Regions from separate parts of the Homo sapiens genome. Here regions 2 and 3 are each linked to region 1. A link is a contact called in ENCODE Hi-C or POLR2A ChIA-PET data. All regions are on one chromosome and are shown on one strand. The core of a region is the stretch at or near the end of the contact, and the rest is flanking DNA. Distances in the headings are between cores, read along the strand shown. Region 1 overlaps ARID1B (AT-rich interaction domain 1B). Region 2 overlaps ARID1B (AT-rich interaction domain 1B). Region 3 overlaps ARID1B (AT-rich interaction domain 1B).

Region 1 (4,892 bases), core at 820-3,319:
GACCTTTCTCTCTCCTCCTAGTACCTTTAGACTCAGAATCGTTTTCCTTTTACCTCTGACTCCTGTTCTGCTTCAGACTTACTCTCCTAAGATACTGGAAGAGACCTCCTTTCCTGTTAAGGCACACATTTCTCCAGGAACCTTCACCCATCGTCTCCTGGCAGATGTTGTGTGTTAAGTGTCAAGGCCAGTGTTCCAACAATCAGGTAACTCAAAGAGAGTTGCCTGGCCGCAGACAGGGGGCTGTCTGTCAGTACCCTTTCTTGTGACCGAGGTCTTCTGCTGGTCTGGAACAGTTGGCATCCTCGCACAACCCTGTCTGTTTTCATGGCTTTAAGGGACACTGTTGTGCCCTCATAGCCAGAAAAACCTTTTTCTTTTCTTAGAGAAGAGTTGTAGCAAGTAACCCTATTTAAGAAGTCACCATTTTTTTTTTAGAGAGTATGGATCTTTTTAAAAAACCTTAGTGTAAAGCAGCAACATAATTTCAAACTTGGCTTTTATACGTATAGTTTCTCTTCAAGTTGATATAGTTGTTTCGGATTCTTAAGAGAAATAATGGGTATTATGAAAGTGTACTTATTTACCTCAGGGTCTGTTGGACAAGCAAAACATAAACCATTTTATGAGCCCCTTTGGGCTTGGGACTGTTTTGCATGTGGGAATCTAGTGTTGAGTCAGACGTTGTTGCTGACCTAAAGGAGCCCCTAGTTGAACAGGAGGGTTGACGGTGCCGTGGGAGGGGTGTGTTTCAAGCTGTGATTCTAGTGTTGTGAGGCTTAGGAGAAGATGTTGATAAAAGTGTCTCAGAGGAAGTCTGGAAGAATGAGGAAGACTTTGCTGGTGAGAGAAGAAGTGATCCTGGGATAGGGCCAGTTCCTTGTTAGTGAAAATAGAGGGGATGCCCATTCCTGAGAGATACTGAAGTAGACAATGAGGTCAGTTAACAGTCAAGGTCATTTAGATGGAGCATATTAATTATGGTGGGAACTGGTGATTTATATTGCCTTTGCCTCAGTGATTAAAAATGAAATGAGGTTATTTATTGTTCAATATCATTTAAAACAGAAAATAGTACTAGTTTAGCAGTTAACTTCTAGCAGTAGATCACTTGGTAGTTGGACCAAGTGGAAATCTGAGTCTACTTTTATGAGAGTAGGTAGATGGGTGTTTAAATGATATTTTCTAAAATATCTTTCTTCAGACATCTTTTTGGTCAGCAATTTTTAAAAGAGATGCCGTGAACTGGAAGTACTTGGCACATGGGCAATCATTTGGAAAAGAACAAAATAGTACTGGAACATGGGGGTAAAATAGGTTTCAATTTTTTAACATAAAATATCCATCATAATCCACATAGTAAGCAAAATCTTTCAAAGGAGCTTAACTTAGAAAAAATACTTTTTTTAAAGCTAAAAACATAGTGAAATATATTTTTGATTTAAAGCTTGTAACAGCATGCCACTCAAGTCATTGAAGGAACACAGAAGTCACATTAGGGACAGAGGCTGTGATCCATTGTGGGGTAAACAGTTCCTTATATTGTTGTTATTTATATTATGCAAATCTGTTTCTTATATAGAAATAAGACCAAAATTTAATTTATAAGCCAATCCTGCAGATTTTGGGGGAAAATTAACCTTACAAGGCCTGTGGAAAGCCACTGAAGTGTTCATTTCACTTATTTTAAGATTTTATTATAAGAGCAAAAAAACAAGGACATATATAGTTTGTTGCCATTAATTGCTTAGTTTTTGGATATTAACACAGTCTATTAACTCAGTAAAAACCAGAATATAGTTAATGTTATTCTTTGTTTTAAAGGATATTATTAGTGAAGACTTGGGTTATGTTTGAATTTTGAATCTTTTTCTTTCTTCTTGCTACAGTTGTCTCAGGCTTTGAACCATTGCTGAGGGAGATTTCCTTTTAAGTTTGAAGAGCTTGTAAGCATCCGAGGAGACAACTTCTGGGTCACTTAGTGGCTGAGCAAGGCCTATTCCTAGACTCTGATTGTTGACTTGGGGCTTCTAACCTTGTGTTGGGGCCGGTTTTGGGAGCACAGAGGTGGGGTTAGATAGGCTGCAGGAGCCACCAGCCTGCCTGCGCTCGCTCTGGCAGGATGACTGATGCCAGGAGGATGGGAATGAGGACTAGTGACCTTCCTCTCTCTGTTCCCTTTTTCTCCCTTGGGGGAAAAACTAGTATAGTAAAAGCTCAGCACTCGTTTTGAATATAGGTGTAATTTGCTGCGTTAACAGTTTCAGTTTATTGTGTGTTTTGGTGGCGTTATTCCTGAAAGCTTCTTAAAATAAAAAAAGTAGAAAAAAAGACCCATTGAAGAATGAAGAAAAATAACATTTTGAGAATGTTAGAATGTCTTTTGGTATGAATTTGGTTTTCTTAATTGCTGTAGAAATCAGGGTGAATCTGTAGTTAGTTGCAACTATGTCTGCCTGGGCCTTTGCTTTTCCTTAATAGTAGCAGAAGAAAGCAAGAGAAAAATCCTCAGATTTTATACACATCACTTCTAGTATCGAAGCATTTTTGGCTTTTAATGGAAAACTTTCAGTGTTTTTTTAATATGTTTTGAAGTATAATTGGGAATTTAATTGCATTGGATCATAATTTGATAATGCTATGTATTCATTTTCATATTTAACATATATTTTAAGTTTTTTTTTTCTTTCTAGTACCAGAATTAAAACCAGGAAGTGAGGAATTATATAGTAATAATATTTTCAATACTAATTTTAGAAAGGGGATGGAAGGCTCCTCCTGAGAAGAGTAGCCAGGAAGCCAGGCAGGCCTGGAGTGTGTGGCCAGCTGTGTCCTGGTTTGAAGCATCTCAGACACTGTTGGGCAGCTGCTTAGCCCAGTTTAACTGAAATGTGGAGGAGATCACATCAGCTGGGCATGACTGTCTACCATGGAGGCAGGAGAGGAAAACCTTAGATTGTTGAAGATGTATTTCTTAGTTGGGCGTGTTAGCGGACATCTGTAGCTCCAGCTGCTCAGGAGGCTGAGGCAGGAGGATCCCTGAGCCCAGGAGTTCAAGGCTGCAGTGAGCTCTGATCGCACCACTGCACTCCAGCCTGGGTCACAGAGTGAGACCTTGGCTCTTTAAATGAATGAATGAATGATATATTTCATCAAAGGCTAAAGAAAAACTTCAAACACCTTAAGAGGAGGGTTTAGTCTAAAGAGCAATTAAGCTTCACCTCCTTCTCTGATCCTAACACTGCTATAACTAACTGTAGGTGGGTGATCCCTCTCTCCCGCCAGAGGAGGATTTATGGAATTGAACCAGATGTCTTCACGCATGAGTGGACATTGCCTTGTTCTCTAGTTTTTAGTCCTAGTTCCCCAGACTCAGCAGCCAGTGGAAGAAGAAGCCTGCTCTTCTAAACCAGAAAGTTGGGTAGAACTGGCGCTCTCCGAGCAAGCCTCCTCATTGCACCCCTTCACCTCCCTCCCCTTCAGCTCCCTGGGCCTGACAGCCCATCTGTCTTCCTCTCTGATACCCTGCTCCTGCCCCCATTGGTATTGAGGGATGAAGTTGGGAAGAGAATGCAGTGTGCAGTTAAAAGTATCATCGAGGCTCATTATATATTCACTAATTCTCTTTCCTTGATATTTATATTCTGACACAAGGGAAATTGGGGAATTATTTTTTTCCTGGATTGTTTTTTTGCTACTCTCAGCTGCTTTCATTTGTCTTTAACATGCTCATTTCAATATGTTAAACTATGAAAAATGAAATAAAACATAATTTATACATAAAGTTCTTTCTTCATCAGTTTCTTTGATTTTTAAAATTTTTAATTAGAGTAACAAGCTCTATGTATATTGTATTCCAGAGGAAGATTATCTTCAGATGTTTGAAATGTAGCATTATTTTTAGCATTTGCTAATGTGGGCAGTGGTCACCTTTTTCTTTTTTTCTGCAAAAGAAAGAACAGAACCAGCTTAGGTCACTGATTGATTTTCCCCAAAGTGCTAGGCTTTTGGGAGAGGAATGGGTTTATGTCTCTTTGCATTAGCCTAGGGAGACAGAAGAAGATGGTGTCAGGAAGTCGGGCAGGGAAGGCCCTTTGGTATGTATACAGCTGTGGTTTTCTTTTCTTTCTCTTTTTCTTGTTCTTTTCTTTTCTTTTTTTTTTTTGACAGAGTTTCACTCTCGTTGCCCAGGCTGGAGGGCAGTGGTGCAATCTCAGCTCACCACAACCTCCGCCTCCCAGGTTCAAGTGATTCTCCTGCCTCAGCCTCCTGAGTAGCTGAGGGATTACAGGCAGTAATTAATTAATTAATTAGCAGGGGGACTCCAGGACCCTGGACCCCACTGTTTTACCAGTTGCCAAATATTTGGTGTATCTTCCTTGCTTGAAAGCAGTAGTTCTCATGTCTGCTTTCCTTATGGAAGAGCAGTGGGGGATTAACTTCAGGATGAATATATTAGTCACCTTGCTTGGAAAGTTGGAGGTGTTCATTTTAACATAAAGTGGGATGAATATATAGCTTGCCCTCCTTGGAAAGTTGGAGGTGTTTAACATAAAGTGACTAAAGAAATAAATAAAGTGGGTAAATAAATAAATTTTATTTTAATTTAATTTTGATGTAATTGATGATAATTTCAGATTTCTGGAGTCATCTTTATGTTTTTTCCCAAATGGAAATTTGACTGTTTAAAAGGTAAAAAGTCTTCTACAGTAATAGCACTTGATGGGAAAACACACACACACACACACACACACACACACACACACACACACACACACACACACAAAATGTAAGGGAATCTCTAAAAAATTCACATTTTCTGCTATTTCTTGGAGAAGGGGGATGCCTGTGGCCTGTCTACTTTCGTAGAAGATTGGTAAAGTTGATACTAA
Region 2 (4,892 bases), core at 655-3,154, 42 kb before region 1:
AACTAAAAATCAGCAGGTGCATCTGCAGTCCCCTTTTCAGTGTGGCCTCTCTTTTGCATGGGTCCTCTCTGTGCTGGCTCCAGGCCCGTCCCTTTCTGACTATGTCCTTCATTCCTCTTACACAAACCCCGCCTTCTTAAATAGGTCCCACATTTTCATGGTGCCATTATTTGTGACTTGGAAGTCCTGATCTCTTTCCCTGTATCTCTGTCTGGTACAACCCTGGCTACTCCTCAAAACTCCATTCCATTCTCCTTCGTGGAGCTTTAATCCATTTCCAGAACGTGCGTAGTGCCTTAAGCGTATCTCTTTATGGTCGTGGCATATTGAATCTTGACTTATGGTAATTGGAATATGGGTCCTTTGCTCCTTTAAGGCCCTTAAGAGCAGGAGCCACATCTGGATTTTATCGCTGTGGCACAAAGTGGAATAGCCCACCCATAGTAACTGATCAGGTAAATATTTGACTTTAGTTAACATATAGGATCTACTTTTACTTGCTAAATTTTACAGTATTCTTTGAAAGACCATCTCTAAATGGCCTATTTGAGTATATAGATTAAGAGTAGTGTCTAGATATATATTTGAGGCTGATGGCCATTCATTTATTCATTGTTCCCGCATTCCTTCACTAAACGAGCACTACACCATCACACTGCCATATGTTGTGTAGCAGGAACTCAGTGTATGGAAGGAAAGTCATTCTTTAGCTTCATAGGAAATGGTTGTGGTTGTGCATTGCATGATCAACTTTCAGAGCTTTACAAATCACTCATTTGAGTACCATAAGCTTTCTTCATATCTGCATCCATTTTCCAGTCCAGTTAGTGACATCTATATTTTCTTCCTTAAAAATGTATGGAACACTTTGCCATTTATTCAAAATTAATTGCATTTGTAATGGTCAATGTTAAAAGCCAGGTGAGGTGAGAAAGTTTTCATTGACCAGCTGTATTCGATTCTGGATTAATGTTTTTGATTATTTTTATTTCACACTCTAGATTTTAGCATGAGACTGATAGAACCTTAAAATTATCACAGTCTTTCTCCCTGCCAGCTTCTCCTCACAAAATAAAGATGCGAGTCTCTGTTCAGATTTAAACAGTTCATGCCTTTTCAGTGAGCTGCTGTTTAAAATGAGTTCCTCAGGAAAGAAGTGGCAAAGAAAGCTGCGCGTATTAAGTATGTTTTCTTTGTCTTAATAAAAGGATGGCTTACTGCCGTGTTGTGCTGTTGTTTAATATTATAGAGGTTTTACTGCAACTCTCTTGGTGATTACAAGAGGGCTACGTTTTGGCTAACAAATGTAGTAAATGTGATGAAAATCCCCTGTGTTGTACATTTCTTTGAATAACATGTTTATATAACGTGCTAAATACTTCTGTTAAAGAACTGCTTTCCTGAAATTGCAAATTCCATTCCAGATTTTAGTGTTACTGAAGTGTACTGTTGAATATTCCAAATTATATGGGTATTTTTAAAGCATCTTTAAAATTTGTCTGCATACACTGTCCTTTTTGAAGTTGGGTCTCTGAAAAAATTTAGAGTTGTATCTCTGGATGATAGTGTTGACTTTCCCGTGGTACCTACCAGGCACTGAACAGAATTATTTAAAGAAATTTGCCAAAGCTTTATATTTTGGAGTAGATAGCACTGATGTGACTGTGTGAATAAATCACATGCACAGATTAATAAGTTTGTATTAATGTTTGTAAGATGATATTGTGGTGGTGTTCTCAGTGAACTGTGGGCCTCTTTCCTCAGCCTCACCCATCCGGCCCTGTGGATTTTAGGTTGAGTCCTGGGTTTGCCTTGTGGACTTGGGCCTCGATATCTGTGTAGGCTCAGCTGTCTCGTCCTGGTTCCAGTGGCTCTACCCTGGACCACGGCCCACTCAGCCCGAGACTCACTGCTGATGCCGGCTGGGCATGTCCACCTGGGGGCGCCTCCAGCATCCCAGTTCCGAGTATACTCATGGTGTTTCTTTTCCCCAGTCCACCGTTTGCCCCCATAAAAACATGGCACTGCTCAATCTCTTAAGTTGCCCGCCTGGGAAGTTATTATCCTTGGTGTTTTTCCCTCACTACCCTCCTCCACTTGATCACTAATTCCTGAAGACTGTCCCAGACACTTTCTGTGTGCCCCGTCTTCATAGCCTTTACCCAAGTTGAGGCTGTTGCCGTCACTGGCGTGGGCAGTTGCTTTAGCCCCTCAACCAGTGTATCTGCCAGTTATCGCCCTCCTACTTCCAGATCATTCTCACTCTGAGGTCCACAGACCCCTGAGTGTTCACAGATGGACCTCAGGATGCTGCGAATCCTTTGGAATTAAATATTAATTTTTTTTGTTGTTGTTGTTTGTTTGTTTTTGAGATGGAGTCTTGCTTTGTTGCCAGGCTGGAGTGCAGTGGCGTGATCTCGGCTCACTGCAACCTCTGCCTCGCAGGTTCAAGCGATTCTCCTGCCTCAGCCTCCCGGAAATTAAATATTAAGATTTCTATATATGTGTGTAGATGCATTTTTCTGGCCAATATACTCTCAAAGGTTCTATGAATCCCGAATGTTTAGCAACCACTTATTATTTATTCTTTCACAAAGAGCTTTCACAGTAATCTTGTTAAAATAAAATGAAAATCTGATATGTTATTCTCCTGCTTAAAGTTCTTTAGTGAATATCTGTTGTGAAATAAAATCCAAACTTGTGAGTCTGATGGCATGACCCTTCTGGACTCCTGTCTTCCTGTTCACCCCTATTGCTCTCAGCTCTCCAGCCTGGATCTAAGCACCACTTTACTGAGATGCTTGCAGTTCGAGATTGCATGGTGCTGTGTTTCACTCTGCACTGTGCTGTACTGTTGCCTGTGGACCCGCACTCCTTCCCCTCTCCTGTTTCCTTCAGGTGTCTCTTTCTCCGTGCTTCTTCCTTGCCTGCTGGCTCCACCTACATTTATTCAACGTCTACTTCAATAACGTGTCTCCCTATATTAAAATTACCTGTAGCTATTGAATGTGTCCCCTGCTGAACTTGTGACCCTCATGAGTATTTTCAGAGTCTGGCACATAAGGTCTCAATGAATGCTAAAAGAAGGAACACATTGGAGCTGCCGGCCTCTGAAAGTTGGGTCCATGCCACCTGTAGGCCTTCTTGCATAACCATATTTATCCTTTTTTTTTTTTTTTAAGTGAGACAGAGTCTCGCTCTGTCACCCAGGCTGAAGTGCAGTGGTGCCATCTTGGCTCACTGCAACCTCTGCTGCTCGGGTTCAAGCACTTCTCGTGCCCCAGCCTCCTGAGTATCTGGGACTACAGGCGTGTGCCTCCATACCTAGCTAATTTTTTTTTTTGTATTTTTAGTAGAGACACGGTTTTGCCATGTTGGCCAGGCTGGTCTCGAACTCCTGACCACAAGTAATCCACCTGCCTCAGCCTCCCAAAGTGTTGGGATTACAGGCGTGAACCACCGCGTCTGGCCCATGTTTATCCTTGACTTTTGATTAGTTACGTAAGATCTTTTGAAGGGCTTCTCTCACTCTACATACTTGATCAGGCGGTTGCCCTTCCTCATGCCTCTGCCAGCTGGGCGTCACGTTCTGCCTTCTGTTTTTGCTTTGTGGTGCCACACATTTTGAGGCTCTCCTTTAGTTTCTCCACTTATCTGGCTACCATTTCAAGGTACCATTTTACCTTGTGTCAGCGAGGATTCTTAGGTGTAAGCGATGAAGACCGAGTCTAGCCAATTCAAGCAGAAAAGGAATTGACAGGCTGTTGGGAAGCTCACAGAATTGCCAGAAGGGCAGGAACAAGGGAGACCACACCATGAGGATGCTGCAAAAACAGGTCACAAGTACAGAGAAGACCTGAGCATGCCAGACACAACTTGTACCTCCATATCGCCCCACTGGCATCCTGGTGGCAGACACATGTGCACACACCTGAAATTGGGTATTGCTGTGTGTACTGCAAGGAGAAGTTCCTCCTCTCCTTGTTTCTTTGTATTACTGGCTAATGAGTCAAAGACCAGGGCATGTGCATCTGATTGGCTGGGTCAATAATCTAGCTGCCTGTAACTCCAGTTACTCTAGTTTCTAGTTTGGGAAAGCAAGTAAGTGTTTGGCCTTTCCAGCCTCTCTTTTGGGAAGTGGAGTCTGCCTCCTATCAGGCTCATAATAAGGTGAGGAGTTACCCAAATCCCAGAAGAGGGTTCATAGCTTGGGCAGCCAAATGGTTGGACAGGTGGTCGCTACATTGCTGCTTTAATGCTTGCAATTGCACTGGGCTTGCTTTAGGAAGTGTTTGTTGGTAAGAGAATTGTCATCATCATGGGTTTGTTTGCATCGTGATTGACCATTTAGGAAGTGTTTTTGCATCAGCATTTCATTGAGTGAGGTGGAGGAAGTATTGTAGTGCCATTTTGTAAGGAGGAGGTAAGGAAACTGCTGGACAAAGAGGTAAAGCAGTCTGATGTAGGTAGGACAGTTAGCTGTTGAGGGCGGAACTACAGCTTCTGACTCCAGTGCCCATGGAGGCTCTCCTCCGCACCAGCCTATCCCGGCTGTGCCCTGTGCATTGCTGCAAGGGGCCAGGGAGGAGTGTTCGCATCATACCCACGCACTCGGAGCCTCTTCCAAAGGACTGAGATGTGTACTAGGGTATCTGGTTCTGCGAGGGCTAATTTGGCATTTTGTATTCTTGTTCTGTCTACTTGTGTTGTTTAATGTTGAACATCTCTCTGGTTGACTGAAGCCATATGTCATTCAAATGGAACCTGTGCTTTGGCGTTGGCCTGACAATCACTCAGCTGTGGAGTACAGCAATAAAAATTAGGAAAACTGTATCTGTTCATTAGACCAGTGGAATTTACAATCACTTTTGTGGCTGTGCCCCACAGCTCTA
Region 3 (4,892 bases), core at 725-3,224, 35 kb after region 1:
TATTATATTGTAAAAGGAAATACTTTATAAAGGAATATATACTCTTTTGAAAATAGTGAATAATGAGTCCAAAATATGAGTTTTTAATATAGTGCTAAAAAAGTGGTTTCATGTTTGGGAAAATTATCAAAGGCCTAAATTAGGTGTCATGCCACATAAATGATTGAATAATTATCTGTTTTTGCTGTAACTTGCTTAACTACTTTGTTACTCTGTCCAAAGAAGTAGCTTATTGAACCCATTTTTATTTCACAATAATTTTTAAAAATAATTATTTTATAAGCATAAAACGTGTACCAGGGTGGAAACCCATTTAGTCAGGAAAGAGTTGAATTGTGAAGAGAGTGTTTTTTTATACATGTGTTTTTCTTTGTTTTGAGGGATAGGTGTGTGAGTGACATTTGTAATTTAGCTTGTTTTTCTGGGAAGAAGATTGCTGATCCTTGGGTTTAAAGATGAGGGCTCAAGATTAATTGATGAGACTAGTGATGGTCTAAATTTTACAGAACATGCATGCCACTAATAGCTTAATAGTTAGGATGATAACAGTTTGTGAGTGAATTTATGTGCTTTATTTTTCTCGAACTTACTGACTTTGAATACGTTATAAAATTGGAGCTGTGCTCCTAAGGAGTAACATGGAACTCCATCATAGGTCCACCTCCAGCAAAAGGCTAGCAGGGGTGGTGGGGACACTGAGGCTGGCTTGATTTCCCATCCTGCCCCCCATGGTTGGTCGTGGGAAGAAGGTCGGGCTGCCGTGGCTCCTGTGCACTTTGGTTGCTGAGAGTGGTTGTGGGCAGCAGGCCGGTGAGCAGTGGGGGCAGGGATCTTGACACCAGCCCTTGTTGGACTCCACACCCTTCTGACCATTCATCCACCTTTGGGAGTGGGGAGCAGGGTCTGTTGAAAGAGGCAGCCGTGTCATGCTCCTGTTAGTAAGGGAACTAGACTTTTTTGAGCCTAAAACCATACAAGAGAATTCAACAGAAAGAGAATTTAATGTATATATTCATTCTTGTAAAACAATAATATTGTAGTAAAACTTACATCTGTGTGTTTGCTGGCCAGGCTAGTCATTTATGACTTTCTTCGAGTAAGCGAAAATCCTTGGAGTCTGGCAATTCTTCCTTGTAGGGAATCTTCAAGAAGACTTTAGCTCCAACTTTATTCTTTTGTATTTCATTACCTCTGGGAAAATTACTAGCTGGGCATTTTGTGGCATTCTCAACCTCAACTCTAGGGCTAGTGCTTTTAAAATCTGGTCAACTGCGTAATTGTGAAACAGTACTGTGTCAGCTTTATGCACTTATTATTATTTTTTTAAGACACAAAAACTTACAAATTGGCAAATTGTTTTTCAGTGTTTTCCCCTTCACAGGGCTTTAAAAATATCTTGAGTATGTTGGGGTTAGATTGGGTGGTTGGAAAGCAAAGCTCCAAGTGCTAGAATGGACGGCTGCCCTCTGCAGCTTCAACACAGGGATCCACTCAGCCCCCTTAGCTGACTACTGGTGCTTAAAACGGTTTTTGACAAACGCCAGAGTTTCACAAATATAGAAGTAGCAGTTATAGAGGTGGTTTTGCAAGTCCCTTGGAACATTCATGCAGGTCTGCAGTCACTCTTAATTTGAATGAGAAAGAAGATGGTAGAAACTATTTTTATTTTCTCCTGGGAGCAAGAGAAAAGGAAGGCTAGAACTCTGTACTATGTAATTTTAAAAAAAGAAAAAAATCGGACTCCATTGAGATTCTTTCTTGTTTACTTTTTGTTTTACTCTCTCTGTCTCCTAGTATGTTTGACTAATGTAAGTCTTCCCCCAGGAATATGAGAATATGTGGTACCGTCCGCCTCATAACCTTCCTGGATATTTTTATAATTTATCATCAGCTGACACTGCTTGGGTAGAATATTCTTACCACTCCCTCTGGCTGCTGGAAGTCTGAAATTACATCTTTGTCTTTGAAGTCAGGCATACTGTTAGCGTTGCTATGGTGACAGGGTGGGTAATGGCCTCCGCAGACAGGAGATTGGTATTTAGCGTTTAAACACTGCTGTACACAAGGCCTTGATTTTTAGAGTGGTTACTGAACTATCCCCTTTTAGTAAATGTTTAAAAATTACATTTTTACATGGTCTTACTAGATTAATAGTCATGGTTTATTTCATTTTAACTGCAAGGATAAAAGCATTATTCCATTAAATGGGCAGCTTTTTTTTCTCTTTTGGTTTATGCATTATTAACACAGGCTTTCCTGTTTTGCTTGTAACATTTTATAGGCTTTTTCAAACACGCAGTCAGATTTGCTCTGTTGCTCCTTTATTTTTTGGACTTAGCCCATTATCTGCTTGATCTTGGACAATTTCAGAGGAGACAAAGTTCTAAGGAACTAAGCTTTTAAAATATTAAAAATGAAGTTCTTTTTTTTTTTTAATGTATGAGTGATAATATTGATCAAGATGTCTCTTTGGTTTCAAGTTTCTAGTTAGCCCCTTTCCTGAACTATACCCTCACATGAGATAGTAAAGGAAGGACAGTTTATGGTTCTGGAGAACTGTTGGACATTTTGAAAATGCTTTAGTTGATGTAACTTTCGAAGCAATATGCTCTGACATAGTCAGCCTGTGTGGAATGAGGCCGTTTGCACACACATACATATGATTTTTTTTTATCTGTGAGTATTTTGTCTTTAGAATAAAGATGAATCTTAATAGTTTGTATGGTATATACAAGTCCCTGTCTACCTGATACATAAACTGCTACTAAAACATCATTTTTAATGTCTTGTGATACAGAATTTATTACTTTATGAGGTATTTTATTTGTGGTAATTTAAATTGTTTAGGAAGTTTTTCCTTACATTAGCTCGAACTGTTTTTTTTGTTTGTTTTTTTAAATCCTGGTTCTACTTCTGCCTTCTTAAACCACACAAGGTAAATCTAAATCCTTCTTCTATATGACGGCTGTTCACGTATTTGAAGATAGTTTTCATTTACTAGGATTTCTTCTGGGCTATTAATAGTTACTTTAACTATTTCCCCCACTGTGTGGTCTCAAGTTCCCCTGCACCCTATTCTTAATTCCTTAATGAGCTTCATTTTTGTATAAGCACCTCTAAATGTGATATCCACAACCAAAGGGCAGGCTCCAAAGGCATGGCTGGCGGAGGCCACCTGGCCCGCTTTGTGTTGGACCGTCACGCTGCCGTGTATCGGAGGCGTCAGGGTCTGCAGGGCTTTGCGGCAGCTGCAGCCCACTCTTGCCACTGTGATGGGAGCTGCTCTGAAGGATACGTCTCATCCATCCTGCACCTGAGCTCAAGTGCTCATCGACCCTTCCTGGCTGCTGTTGGACTGGGTCGGGGCTGTTGTTCAAGCTTGCTAACGTGTGTTAGGATCCTGAATCTGGCATCTGTTGTATTTAGTGTAATTCCTACCTTTGTGTCCCCTCTGAATTTGTATCTCATGATAGCTCTTAATACAGAAAGTTAAATAGGCTAAATCCAGAGCTTTCTGACATTCTGGTTATTGCCATTCAACCAGGTGTGATAAACCTAGAGCTACTGTATGTTCCAGGCCATACATTACATATTAACCACAATCCTGTCCTAGAGACTTTATCTGAGGCTAGGTGGGGATCCAGAACAACGCTATAGTCCTTTCTGTATATGTTATAGTGCTGTCTTCCAGAATGACTTATTGTGGATTATATATGACTTCCAATGATGTAACACATATAAAGGCTCTGTAATAATTGAAAGTTATACATAATTTGCTATTGACATAATTTTATCTTTATCAAGTTTTCTACATGAGAGGAGAAAATCTACCTTTTAAGCTAGTTCACCTTGCCACCTGAGTGATACGCCTCAGCTCCTTCCCTGTGTCCAGGAGGAACAGCCAAGATAAACATCAAGAAAAGGTAGGAGAACCTATGCCCATCTCCAGAAGGGCCCTAGAAACAGAGCCTGGATGTCATGGGGTCCAAGGCAGAAGATACTCGCCCTGGACTTGGGATCTTAGAAATGAAGTAGCCCCATTTCAGGGGCCTAAGATTTTAGGGAGGAGGGCTGTTGGTCTCAGAAACCCTATCCTGTTAGGAAGGTTACTGGAGGCCGCTGGTGGTGGAAGCCGCGCCTGTTCTATTTCCTCACCTTCCTGTGTTCATCTGTGTATCTGCCAAGTGCCCTGTGCTTTGCTTTTTACCACCAACTGCTTGACAGCCGTCCAGGACTGCTGGGTTCTGGACATAAGGTCAGATAAAACTGGCCTAGTCTTTTCTAGGGATGTAAACCTTGGGGAAGACATGCACCAGTGGCCTGGTACTGGGGACAAGAGCAGGGCCTCTGCTTCTGTAGTGCACAGGGGCTGCCTCTAGCAGGGGAAGGAGGTGGGAGGCAAGTGGGCCACTCAGAAAAAGACATTCTTTTTTGAATGAGTCCCAGGTACTTTTGTGAGTTCATGGAGGCTGGCCCATAATTTCCACTCGGACTTGTCATAAACTCTCCCTGCTTCTTACCCCCACCCTTCTCTCAGAAGCCAGGACTCAGTGAGTTCTGGGCATGGGAACCTGGGAGGCAGAGCACTTACAAATGAAAATTTGGCAATAAGTTTTATAGACTGGAAAAAAATTGCTTCAGACCAGTGCTGGTAGCAGTGGAGTGGCAGATAGGAAATAGTCCTCTGGAGGTGGCCTCTAGGGACAGCAGCCCTTTCTGTGGTCAGTCCATAGACCCTCTGCTGGGTCACCATGGAGGCTTCTTTAACCAGCCTGCAGTTTCAGCTTGAGTTTGGGGTGAAGGGTGGATGACAGCTTCTTAGTCCACTGATATCTTAATGAGATTTCCATTCAGTGTATTTTGCATCTCCCTCCAAAAGGAAAAATATATGA

What was found. A loop is a pair of places that touch in the nucleus more often than their neighbours do. ChIA-PET counts read pairs that join two places held with the same protein, here RNA polymerase II (POLR2A). Pooled maps may share reads with other maps.
Region 2: a loop to region 1 is called in a pooled map, with 4 times the contacts of the local background. The contact joins two enhancer-like sites. A Hi-C loop is called at or near these places in 2 of 168 maps with a recorded cell type or tissue (IMR-90 and cardiac septum), 3 of 37 single-sample maps with no recorded cell type and 2 of 50 pooled maps. POLR2A ChIA-PET finds 5 or more read pairs at or near these places in 6 of 52 experiments (GM12878, OCI-LY7, RWPE1 and 3 more).
Region 3: a loop to region 1 is called in a map with no recorded cell type, with 1.9 times the contacts of the local background. The contact joins two enhancer-like sites. A Hi-C loop is called at or near these places in 1 of 168 maps with a recorded cell type or tissue (heart right ventricle), 1 of 37 single-sample maps with no recorded cell type and 4 of 50 pooled maps. POLR2A ChIA-PET finds 5 or more read pairs at or near these places in 11 of 52 experiments (BJ, CD4-positive, alpha-beta T cell, IMR-90 and 6 more).

The regions. Positions count from the first base shown.
Region 1 is chr6:156,916,709-156,921,600 of GRCh38, forward strand. All of the region lies in intron 3 of ARID1B (AT-rich interaction domain 1B), which reads left to right. Among named protein-coding and RNA genes, the nearest start is that of MIR4466, 140 kb to the left of the region's middle. RefSeq lists an enhancer at 747-806. Within about 2 kb of position 2,070, at least 3 of the 41 ENCODE cell types and tissues checked have a DNase peak (open chromatin) inside an H3K27ac peak, as active enhancers do.
Region 2 is chr6:156,874,545-156,879,436 of GRCh38, forward strand. The region is part of intron 2 of ARID1B (AT-rich interaction domain 1B); the gene reads left to right. Among named protein-coding and RNA genes, the nearest start is that of MIR4466, 97 kb to the left of the region's middle. Within about 2 kb of position 1,905, at least 2 of the 41 ENCODE cell types and tissues checked have a DNase peak (open chromatin) inside an H3K27ac peak, as active enhancers do.
Region 3 is chr6:156,951,782-156,956,673 of GRCh38, forward strand. The region is part of intron 4 of ARID1B (AT-rich interaction domain 1B); the gene reads left to right. Among named protein-coding and RNA genes, the nearest start is that of MIR4466, 170 kb to the left of the region's middle. Within about 2 kb of position 1,975, at least 9 of the 41 ENCODE cell types and tissues checked have a DNase peak (open chromatin) inside an H3K27ac peak, as active enhancers do.